2 separate regions of the Homo sapiens genome follow, and region 1 is linked to region 2. A link is an interaction called in ENCODE POLR2A ChIA-PET data of the cell type or tissue named here. Cell type or tissue: Panc1. All regions are shown on one strand. Each heading gives the region's core, and the rest is flanking DNA. Links, peaks and the distances in the headings are about the cores only. Region 1 overlaps WDR25 (WD repeat domain 25). Region 2 overlaps BEGAIN (brain enriched guanylate kinase associated).

Region 1 (5,371 bases), core at 170-5,169, 85 kb before region 2:
AGCTGGTGTAAGTATGTTATTAGAAGACAAATTTTAAAAAATGACTGCAACTACTACTATTTCTTCTGTTACTACTATTATTACAATGCTACAGCTACTGTTTATTGGGCCCTATCAGTTGTCTGGGGCTTAGCTCTCCTACATACATTATTGCTAATTCTCACAACCACCTTTTGTGGTCCTGAGTCTACAGATGAGGATACCAGGGCTGGAGAGGATTGCTGGCCGATGCAGGGCCACAGCTGATGGGGAATGTTCAGATGCAGGCCCAGCTGGCTCTCAGGCCAGACCCTTCCCAGGCCTTTGCCCGGATTGCTAAGATGGCCCCTGTTTCTGATGCATAAAGTTTGATTTGAAAGTTAGTAAGTTTCTTTTCTCGTTAACTTTGAGTCAGGATGGCTAAATTTATAGCTGGCTGAATACTTCCCAGAGGATGAGTGTAACGATATTGATTTTAGCGAAGTGAGTCATATGCCTACTGCCTGGAAACACAAGCTCAATTACCACAAGCCAACAGCATAAGCTTTCCCTTGTCAACATTTTTCCTACATGTTCATGAGTCTGTGGATGTGAACAAAGCACTAGGAGAAGCAAAGGTCACGAATAACTGGCGGCGATGCAAGGTAGGGTGCCGAGAGCTGGCCTTGAGATTAGACAGGGCCAGTCTCCGTCTCAGTGTGGCTGACTCATGTGGCTCTGAGCGAGTCTCTCACCTCGCTGAGCTTCCATTTCCCTGGCTGTGAGAGATGGGTTAATTACACCTACCACCCAGGGTGCCGTGTGATGCGTGCAAGCTCCAGACAGGCCTGGAGGTAACAGGCTCCTGATAAATGTTGTTCCCCTTCCTTGACTGTGAACTGCTTTGCCAGGGCTGCCTCTGAGCTCCCTGGAGAGGGGGGCATGAGCTTCTCTTTTCTCTCCTGGAGACCCATACTTGGGTTTCATGTGGCCTGGACGAAATACCTATTATGTGCCAGGAACTAGGCTGGGAGTCAGTCATGCTGAATGGAAGAGGAAGGCCCTCACAGGCCTGGAGCCCTGCATGATGATAGGATTCCTAGTATAGACGTTTGCAACTTCTATGTTAACTAAGAACTTCTTAGTTAGCAAGATGGACAGGTGGTGCTGCCCCGGCCACATGGTTGGTCACTTTGGGAAGCTGGATATCTCCACCTGAGAAAGGAAGAGGGGCAGCTTGGAGGAGCCACTATTCCAGAGTTCCCAGATGCCTTATCACAGTCATACGGGGGTGGAAGCACTGGTCATAGAGTCAGTAGAACAAATGGAATTTCTGCATTGTGTTTTAAACTTGTTTTTGCTTTAACAATTTTTTTATTTGTATCATTATTGATTCAAGGAGAAAATAAGTGATTTTTCCTAGCTCCAAGAAGATCCAAACAGTTTTTACACTGGTTTAGCTCATTATAATGAGATCAATAAAGTCAGTGCTAGTGGATTAAATATTTTAAAACTCAGTTTCCTATAATAAGCATACAGTGAATAAACAGAATTTTCTATAACAAACAGGTAAACAAGCAAGATGGTCTTAAGGTTAAAGGTTATATAACAGCTAACCATTGCGCTGAAAGTAACATTGCCCAGGAGAACAAGCTCCTTGATTTATGAAAAGGTAGAGAGGAAGAGCCCGTCTGACAAGTTAAGACCTTCTCCTCTGGCACAGCTAGTGTTCATGTTCAAGATATTTCACTGATGAATATTTTCCAGACTTTACCCATATCTCTTTAACAAATGTAAAGGGCAGCCCAGGGCGTTGTATTTTCAAAGCCTCATGAGAAAAGCTGAAAAAGCATTAATCTGTGGAGGTTATTGCTATTTAAAAACCTGTATCCCAGCCGGGCGCCGTGGCTCACGCCTGAAATCCCAGCAATTTGGGAGGCCGAGGTGGGTGGATCACAAGGTCAGGAGATTGAGACCATCCTGGCTAACACGGTGAAACCCCATCTCTACTAAAAATACAAAAAAATTAGCTGGGTGTGGTAGCAGGCACCTGTAGTCCCAGCTACTAGGGAGGCTGAGGCAGGAGAATGGCGTGAATCTGGGAGACAGAGCTTGCAGTGAGCCGGATAGCACCACTGCACTCCAGCCTGGGCGACAGAGCGAGACTCTGTCTCAAAAAAACAAAACAAAACAAAACAAAAACAAACAAAAAAACCTGTATCCCTTGGTTTTAGTTTGTAAATGAACCAATTGTGAATTCAATAATTTGGGGTTTAATTTTGTAAACTATAATAGCTCCCTTTTGTTGATTGCTGTTTGCCATGCTCTTTGGAAGGCTTCATGCACCGCGTTACATTTAGCTCTCATGACGACCTTACATTTGTAAGAGTGTGAGACAGAGCAGTGCAAGGTCCTGCCCAAGGCCCCTCCACTGGAAGTGACAGAGCTGGGATGGGATCTGGGTCTGCGTGGCTCTGAACTCCTCAGCTATACCATCTCCTGCTTCCAACATTGTGCCAGATAATGATGGCTATGGCCCTAATTTCTGAAACAAAGTCTTATTTGAGAACTTCTTAGTTAGCGAGATTTCTACCTTAGTCTTTTCACTAGGTATCCAGAAACTTACTAAAAAATTTAAAAATCTTGTAGTTTTGAACCCTTTTAACAAAGAAAAGCAGTAAGGGCCTAGTTATTATAAGTACAAATAGGAAAAATGTATAAACTACAGCTTATCTTCTAAATGGAAATACTTAAAAGACAGATTTTCAATCTCTTTAGGGGGTTGAGGAAAAAATAACATTCAGATTTTTTGTTTGTTTGTTTTAGCAGAAAAAGTTCGATCATCGTCTTTTAGCAATTCAGCTTTCACATTTTCTCTCATCTTTCTTCCCCATTGTTGGCAAGACTGTATCACTGCACTTTTGAAAAAAACATATGGATAATTCACTGCCATTTCTGAAATTAAGCATATGGTTATATGCTATGGTCTAAAAAATAAGGAACATTTTTTCTCCAGGCAGAGAGAGTTTGTGTTTCCTTTTGGATTTAAGGATTGGCAATGAATTCCAAGTGAGCAAGAAGCCGGCCACTGAATGTTCTCAGCAATAAGCGCAGTTGTCCTTGTGGGGAGAAAGAGTTTGGCAGTCCTGGGCCTTCTCGGTGGTGTGGGGACTGCAGTGGTATCCGTGTCCTCCTTTTCTGTCTAGGGGTTGTGATGGTGGTCCCTGCCTGCAGTCTCCAGATGACCCCCAGCCGCTTGGCTGAAGCGAGTGTCCTGGGGCCTCTGTGCTGCCACATTGCTGCTCTGAGTCCCTGGCATAGGCACATGGAGACCAAGGGGACAGCCCTCTGCCTGTGCTCCCTGAGCAGGGGGACTTGCTAGTTGGTCATATCACGGTTGGTTTCTGATCACCAATTGTAGCTTAAAAGGTGGGGTTTGTCATGCTCTGTAGAAGGCTTTATGTACCACCTTGAGTTCCAGGAAAGGAAAAGAAGAGTACATTTTTTTTTTTTAGGAATACCAGATTTCCAATTAGATCAATTCACCAAGAAGCAGTTTTTTGGTTTACTTGAGAGAGTCGTTTGTCTGCTGATCTAATGAGAGGGACATAGCACAAAGACCATCATCTTACAAGTCTGCTCATCTCCTTGATGACTTAAAAAATCTTTATTTATTAGAAAAACAGTATTACAACAAATCTGTTAGTATAATTTAAAAAGTTATCTTACTACCCCTAGAACAATTCATTTCATTTCAGTGAATCTCTTCCCAGTCTTTGTCCATATCAACAGGGATCCCCAACCCCTGGGCCACGGACTGGTACCTGTCCATAGCCTGTTAGGAACCAGACCACACAGCAGGAGGTGAGCAGTGGGTGAGTGAACATTCCCGCCTGAGCTCCTTCTCCTGTCAGATCAGCAGCAGCATCAGATTCTCATACGAACGGAGCCCTATTGTGAACTGCGCATACGAGGGATCTAGGTTGTGCTCTTCTTATGAGAATCTAACTAATGCCTGGTGATCTGAGGTGGGACAGTTTCATCCCGAAAGCACCCCCATCGCAACCCCTGGTTCATGGAAGAATTGTCTTCCACAAAACCTGTCCCTGGTGCCAAAAAGGTCGGGGACTGCTTCGTATCAATTCCCATTTTATACTCTTGTAGTTGAAGAATAGGAATCAAGCATTGTCCATCTTGCCAAAGACTGCTGTTTGTGATTCCAGTTTTCAGTGGCTTTTCAGCATCCCATCAGGCAGAAAACCACATTTGTCTTCACTACTCCCCTCAGGCTGGACCGTTAGGGTGTTGTTTACAGTCCCTTCTCCATACGGGTTGGATGGCCTAAAGCAGCCAGTTCTTGACAACATTGTGCTGACACAAGAGTGACCATGAAAATCTCTTGTGCTATCTGCACTGCATCTTGTAGCAAAATAGTCAAGGGGCTTGTGGAGCTCAAAGAGGTATAGATTCTTCATTTACAGAAAAGCAAGTATTTCTAAAATTTTCTCTGTTGATAAGTGACTACCAGTTTTAGGCCCCTAGAAGATACTAGAAAAAAAAGATCAACACACTTTATTATCCATCATGGCAAATGTGATGCTTGAACAAAGGGTGAAAGAGTAACTACTTTCTAAAAAATTTCTACTATGGAGAGAACATTTTGAAAACAGATGTTTTTGTTTCCATTGTTATGTGATTTTTGTTGCCAAAAATGATCTGTCACCTATTAAAATCTTGAATATCTTCACCCTTAACCTGGGAACAGTGTTTTTCTAATCTGTTTTAAAATCCTTTAAGTGAAAATTTCAGTGGATTTTGAGCTGGGTGGTTACAAATATGATAATGCAATTATTAACCTGATTAGTTGCAGGAGCCATTATTTGACATTAGGGAAATGGGGCTTTACTAGCAAAATGTTCACAAAATCCTTTGCTTCGATGGTGGATAAAAGTGGAAAATGTCCGGGCAGCCCAGCTTTGCAAAGGCTCTCGTGGCTCTGCAGGCACCTGGCATGCACCCTCCCCATTGCCAGGATACCCAAGAGGAAGGTCAGCTCTGCTGAAGGGGCCACCAAGGAAGAGCCCAAGAGGAGACTGGTGCAGTTGTCAGCTAAACCTGCTCCTGCAAAAGTGGAATTGAAGCTGAAAAAGGCAGCAGCGAAGGATAAATCTTCAGACAAAAAAGTGCAAAAAAAAAAAAAAAAAAAAAAAAAAAAAGGGAAAAGGGGAGCAAAGGGAAAACAGGCCAAAGTGGTTAACCAAGAAACTAAAGTAGAGTTACCTGCAGAAAATGGGGAAATGAAAACTGAGGAGAGTCCAGCCTCTGATGAAGCAGGAGAGAAAGAAACCAAGTCTGATAGAATACCATATACCATGTCTTATCAGTGGTCCCTGTCTCCCTTCTTGTACAATCC
Region 2 (5,371 bases), core at 168-5,167:
TGTGGCCAGGGCAGCCTCCCCTCCCTGGGACGGCCATTCCAAATGCCACCACCAGCCCCTCACACTCCAGCCAGACCCCCAGGACACAGAGAACCAGCAGTGGCTGCTTCCCCGGTCCGGCCAGACCCCCAGGACACAGAGACATGGCACTGGCCACTTCCTGGCAAACCCGGACCATCACCCATGCTTAGTGGCCACGAGGGCAGAGGAAGTGGGGCTGAGAGGCCCAGAAGACCTGGTCCCAGGCCCTGCTGCGTTCACCTGACAAGCATCCCCTGTCCCATCTCCTGCTTCCCGTCTCACGTCCTGCAACTCTGTCCTGCTGCTGCTCAGGACAGACACGAGCTGCCCTCGACACGAGCCCCAGAGCCTCGGTGGGTCCATCAGGGGATGGAGCATGAGGCCTCTCTCAGGTTGCTTTGCAGACACGGGGGACCTTTAAGAGACAGGCAGTCCCCACTGCAGAGCTCGGGCCCAGAGGCCTCCAGCCCTCGGAAGGATTTTCTGCCTGTGGTAGTTGGGGGGTGGGGAGGGGGAGCCCCATGCGGGCCTGACATGGAGCCCTGAGAAACAGGCACGTGGCATCGCCTCCTCTGAAACACCCAGCCACTGCCCCAACCATCGACGGCCCCTGGGGAAAAGTGCAGACAGCCTAGGGTGCGGAAGAGCTGGCCCCGCCCCCAGCTCAGAGACCCTCAGAGGGCCCCACGCTGCCAGGCCCTCTCCTTCACGGGAATGATGTCACCGCCCAAGGGGTGGGCAGCAAGGCCCAAGCAGGGCAGAGCCACCCGAGACGGGCAGGCCACAACAGCAAGGCCCAGCTCACAAGCCAGGTGCATGACCCCAGCGTGCACTGAGTCTCCTGAGCCGCCTTCTCAAGTAGGTGCTATTACTACCCCCATTTACAGATGTGGCACTGAGAGTCAGAAAGCTTCCGAAATCTGCCCAAGGCCAGGTGTGGTGGCTCATGTCTGTAATCCCAGCACTTTGGGAGGCCGAGGCAGGAGGATCACTTGAGCCCAGGAGTTGGAGACCAGCCTGGGCGACATGGTGACACCCTGTCTCTACCAAAAATACAAAATTAGCCTGGTGTGGTGGCACATGACTGTCTGTAGTCCAGGCTATTTGGGAGGCTGAGGTGAGAGGATTGCTTGAGCCCTGGACTGCACTCCAGCCTGGCGGACAGAGCAAGACTGTCGAAAAAAAAAAAAATTTGCTGAAGGCCACATAGCCAGTAAGTGATGACAGACTTGGGATTGAAACCTAGGTGCGTCTACCTTCTTAACCACATACCCCATCAGGGAGGCAGGCCTTGCAGAGGAGTGGGAACTCAACTGGGCTGTGGGGACAAAGGCACCCTGGCCCCACCTGTAACCCCAACCCCCCAAGTTGATACCATCAGAGCTGCTCCAGATTAGGAGTGACTCCCAGACTCATACCCCAGCTGTCAGTGTCTTGGTTCCTCACCCCCTGAGCCCCTAGCTGCAAAGGGAGAAATCAAAGTGAGGCAGTCATTCACACCTTAGTGAGAATTAGTCCATAAGACTTCCTCTAGTAGGATCAAGTTTAGAAGTGGGGTAGAGAGCCTTGAAGGATCACACTCCGGGAGGGGTGTGGCCTGCTGGGGTAGTGGGTGGGTTGGAGGAGACAAGAGATGGAGAGCAGGGGGCCTGGGGGAAAGGGACAAGGAAATTCAACAGCCATCCTGAAGGTGGGTGCCGCCAGGTGGCCAGCCCCATCCCCAGGACATCTCTTCCTGAGTTGTCGGGGCCCAGACCACAATGCAATTAGTTCCCCACCCTCAATGAGCACCTACTGCATGCCCAGAGAACCCAACCTGGATGCTGTCTAGGACAGGGGCCTGCCCGAAGCAGGTGTGCAGCGGGGCTTTGCTAAATAAAAGGGGACACCTCAAGCCTGTGTGCCCTCAAACCCGCTCCTCCCCCACAGCTGTCCCCACCTCGGGGGAAGAAAGTCCATCCTTTTAGCTGCTCGTGCCCAATGCCCTGGAGTTGTCTTTGACACCCCCTTTTCCCCCACACCCCATGTCACCCCCATCAGCAGACCCCGTCGCTCGAGCCTCCAACACATCCAGAACGCAGCACCTCTGCCCTCCTCCATGGCCACCAGCCCTTGCTGTTTCCTGCAGGCCACCGGTACACCTGCTGCTCCCTCTGCCTGGACCTCCTGGTGCCTTGACCCGGTGGCACCCGCTCAGGGCCTTCCCTGAGCCACGCTGTACAGGTCACCTGCTCCCCGCCCCCCACTCACTGCCTTCCTTTCTTTTTGTCCCCGCAGCACTTGTCACCGTGATATTTATTTAACTTAAAAAGTTTTCTGTTCCCGCCGACTAGAAGATTCGCCTGTGCAGTCATTGCGGCGTCCTCAGCGCCGACAGCAGCCTCTGGTGCTCAGTGAATGCGTGTGGAATCCATGATCAGTGAACAATGAGAGCAGCAGGGCCGGCTCACGGGGCCCACGCGGGAGACTTGGGTGGGAGAGGGTGCCCTTTGAGGGGGGGCGTGGAGGGGCAGGGCAGGACAGGGTCAGGACCTTCGAGGCCACCTGCTCTCCATCTGTCTCCATCCCTGGGACATCAGCCTGGCACTTCTGCAGAGTGTCTCAGCCTGGACAAGTGTCCGACATGGACAGGACCACAAGCACCGGTCATAGGAGTGAAGGAGAGAGTGTGGCCCGAACACCTGGGTGTCCTTGTGCAAAACCAAAACCAGAACCAAAAAGGAGCTCAACCTTGACCTCTAACCACATGCAAACCCAAGTTCAAGTGGATGAAAAGCCAATAGCCTCAGTTCTTCAGGAGGGTTCCTTAAACAAGACACAAACGCTTTAATCAGAAAGTGAAAAAACCTGACACATTCAACAAAATTAAAATTAAGAACTTTTGTTCATAGAAGGACCGTGTGAACAGCGAGACGCGGCGTCCCCCAGGAGGTGTGGCTGCTGCATGTGTAACTGACAGTGTGAAGAGCTCCCACAAATCAATGGGAAAAACACCTTGGTAGAAAATGCGCACGGCCTTCGCCGGTGAGGAAACCCAGCGGGCAGCAAACCAGGGCAGCCCACCCCAACAACGCTGGAGGGACAGTGATGGGGAGAAGCGGTTTCAAGAGTCTGTTCCGATCTTCCAGAGCTGACCCTATGCGCACCCTGTGCCCCGGAGGTTCCACTGAGGGTGCACACCCAGAATCGCAGCCCACATCCCCAGACACCCGCACAGGAGTTTCCTAAGGTGGCCCAGGCTGCACAGTGCCCGGCAGTCTGCCAGGGAACAAACGGATTTCAGGGAAGCCACCATGACAACAGCAACTGGTAGCTCCACCTACCACCACAAGGGACCCTCACAAACAGAATAGTTTTGGTGAAAAAAAGCCACCCCCAAAACACAGGCTGAAGGAATCCAGGTATGAGGTCCCAAAGCAGGCAACATACAACCATCTCTGCTGGGGATGCCCTCTCAGGTGGCAGAACCACGAGGACAGCAAGGAACCACTGAGCACAAGGTCGGTGTCCCGGTGACTGCTTGGAGTAGGATGGGGCTGTCTGTGGGGAAGGGTCTCGGGGGATCTTAGGGGCTGGCCGGGAGCAGGATGGGGCTGTCTGTGGGGAAGGGTCTCGGGGGATCTCGGGGGTTGGCCATGTTGAACTCCTTGACACAGGTGGTGGTCGCCAGGTGGTCGTTCTAAACTTAACCACTGAACTGTGCGGATATTTATTAATGTCTCTGCAGGCCTATCACAGTTCACGACTTTGAAAAATTCTATTTTGGGGGGAAAACGTGGACACCAAACAGGAGTAGCTCTGGGCACCCCAGGAGCCATGAGAGGCGACTGACCCACTTCTCTGTTTGACAGAGGAGGGAACCGAAGCTCAAATAGAAAAAGGGGCTGCCCAGCAGCACGCTGCAGGAGGCAGGCAGGAGGGACCCTGTTTGGAGGGAGAGGAGGGGATTAATTTGAGGGATTAGAGGCACAGAGGCTCTGAGCACACGGAGAGCCAGCCGGGACTTGGTAATATCTATAAATATTTGAGAGTCACAAGAATAGTTTTTCCAAGCAGTCGAAGACAAGATAGCTGAGTGTGGCTGAGCAAGGGTCAAAGGACAAGAGCCAAGGTGGCCAGGCCATCAAATGGTGTGGCTGCATATCTACCATGTGGCCCCCCGGCCTGTGGGAGCCCTACTGTGCGCCAGCCTCTGCCAGGCACTGTGGCTGTCAGAACACCAGGGGCCAGACCCCGGCTCTGTTCTCTGGGGTGCCCATCTGGGGCCCTGGGGAAGACAGAAGACACCCCAGATGTCAGTGGGAGCCCCACTGACCTCCACTCCCCACCCCTTACCTGTCTTCCCTAAACACATCTGCTCTGGGCAGCCCCCAGGCCTTTGCACCTCTTGGAGGGTGGCCTGTCTGTCCTTGGAAACTCCTACCCATTCTTCATGCCTTGGCTCAAGTGTCCCTGCTTCCCGGAAGCTCTTCCCAATACCCCAGGCCAGGGTTCACAACCTGGGACCCCAGAGCATTGTGGGCAAACCCCTTCTGTATTCTGTCCGCTGGCCTAGGAGGATCTGTTGTGGGCCTCTGTCCCCGGCACTGGAGGGCCAACCGGGTCTTTTCACAGAGCTGGTACCCAGAGGGGGCTGGAGTCCACTTGGGAGGGAGGGGCAAGAGCGTCATGAAAACCCCAGGGAAAAGGCGACAGGGAAGACACAGAGTTTGTCATGTGGACAAGAAGGCAGGGAAGGGCATTCTCTACAGCAGGGACTGCGTGGGCAAAGGCAGGGGCATGAAGGTGGCAGCTTGTGGGGAACTCGGAAGCAGGGCGACAGCATGGGGGGGCAGCCAGTGGGAGGGACCAGGGAAGAGAGACCCCTCAATGTACACCTGCCCACCAAAGGGAGCCATTGAGGGCCACAGTGCCACCAGGTGACATGGTCCTTTTGCTCTTCAGCAAATATTTACAGGACTGTCCCATAAGTCAGTCCTGGCTCCAGGCCCTGGGGGGTGTGGGAGAGGAGGGGGCCAGGACCAGCACTCTCAGAGCTCAATCCAGACCCACAGACCCAGCCTGTGATGTGCAGACTCCACAGTCCAGGGGCCAGGAGGCAGGACCGACCATAGGGTCATCCCTGTGGACACTTCAGGACCCCTTCACTGTGACCACCGTGTGGTCTGAGGTTCCCCAGAGACCCTCTACCTGGGCCTGCTCTGGGCCAGGTCCCAGGAGAGATGCTTCCACCACAGGGGCTCACGGCACCCAACATCCCTGCAACCTGGTTGTGGTTAGGACACCCACTTTACAGATGAGAAAACTGAGGCCCAACCAGGGCCAGGACTTTGTCAGTGACTGGGTCTGT

Evidence for each region. ChIA-PET counts read pairs that join two places held together with the same protein. Peaks named below come from ENCODE experiments on the same cell type or tissue, not always from the same donor. Only the 100,000 strongest peaks of a DNase experiment are listed, where the experiment ranks them.
Region 1: POLR2A ChIA-PET joins it to region 2 with 5 read pairs; 2 of 35 experiments call an interaction of 5 or more read pairs at or near these places.

Annotation. Positions count from the first base shown.
Region 1 is chr14:100,475,959-100,481,329 of GRCh38, forward strand. All of the region lies in intron 3 of WDR25 (WD repeat domain 25), which reads left to right. It also overlaps the pseudogene HMGN1P25. Among named protein-coding and RNA genes, the nearest start is that of WDR25, 100 kb to the left of the region's middle. In Panc1, for the core only: no CTCF peak of the experiment used is centred there; a DNase peak (open chromatin) is centred at 633; H3K4me3 peaks cover 775 bases; H3K27ac peaks cover 4,238 bases.
Region 2 is chr14:100,560,518-100,565,888 of GRCh38, forward strand. All of the region lies in intron 2 of BEGAIN (brain enriched guanylate kinase associated), which reads right to left. Among named protein-coding and RNA genes, the nearest start is that of BEGAIN, 24 kb to the right of the region's middle. In Panc1, for the core only: no CTCF peak of the experiment used is centred there; no DNase peak of the experiment used is centred there.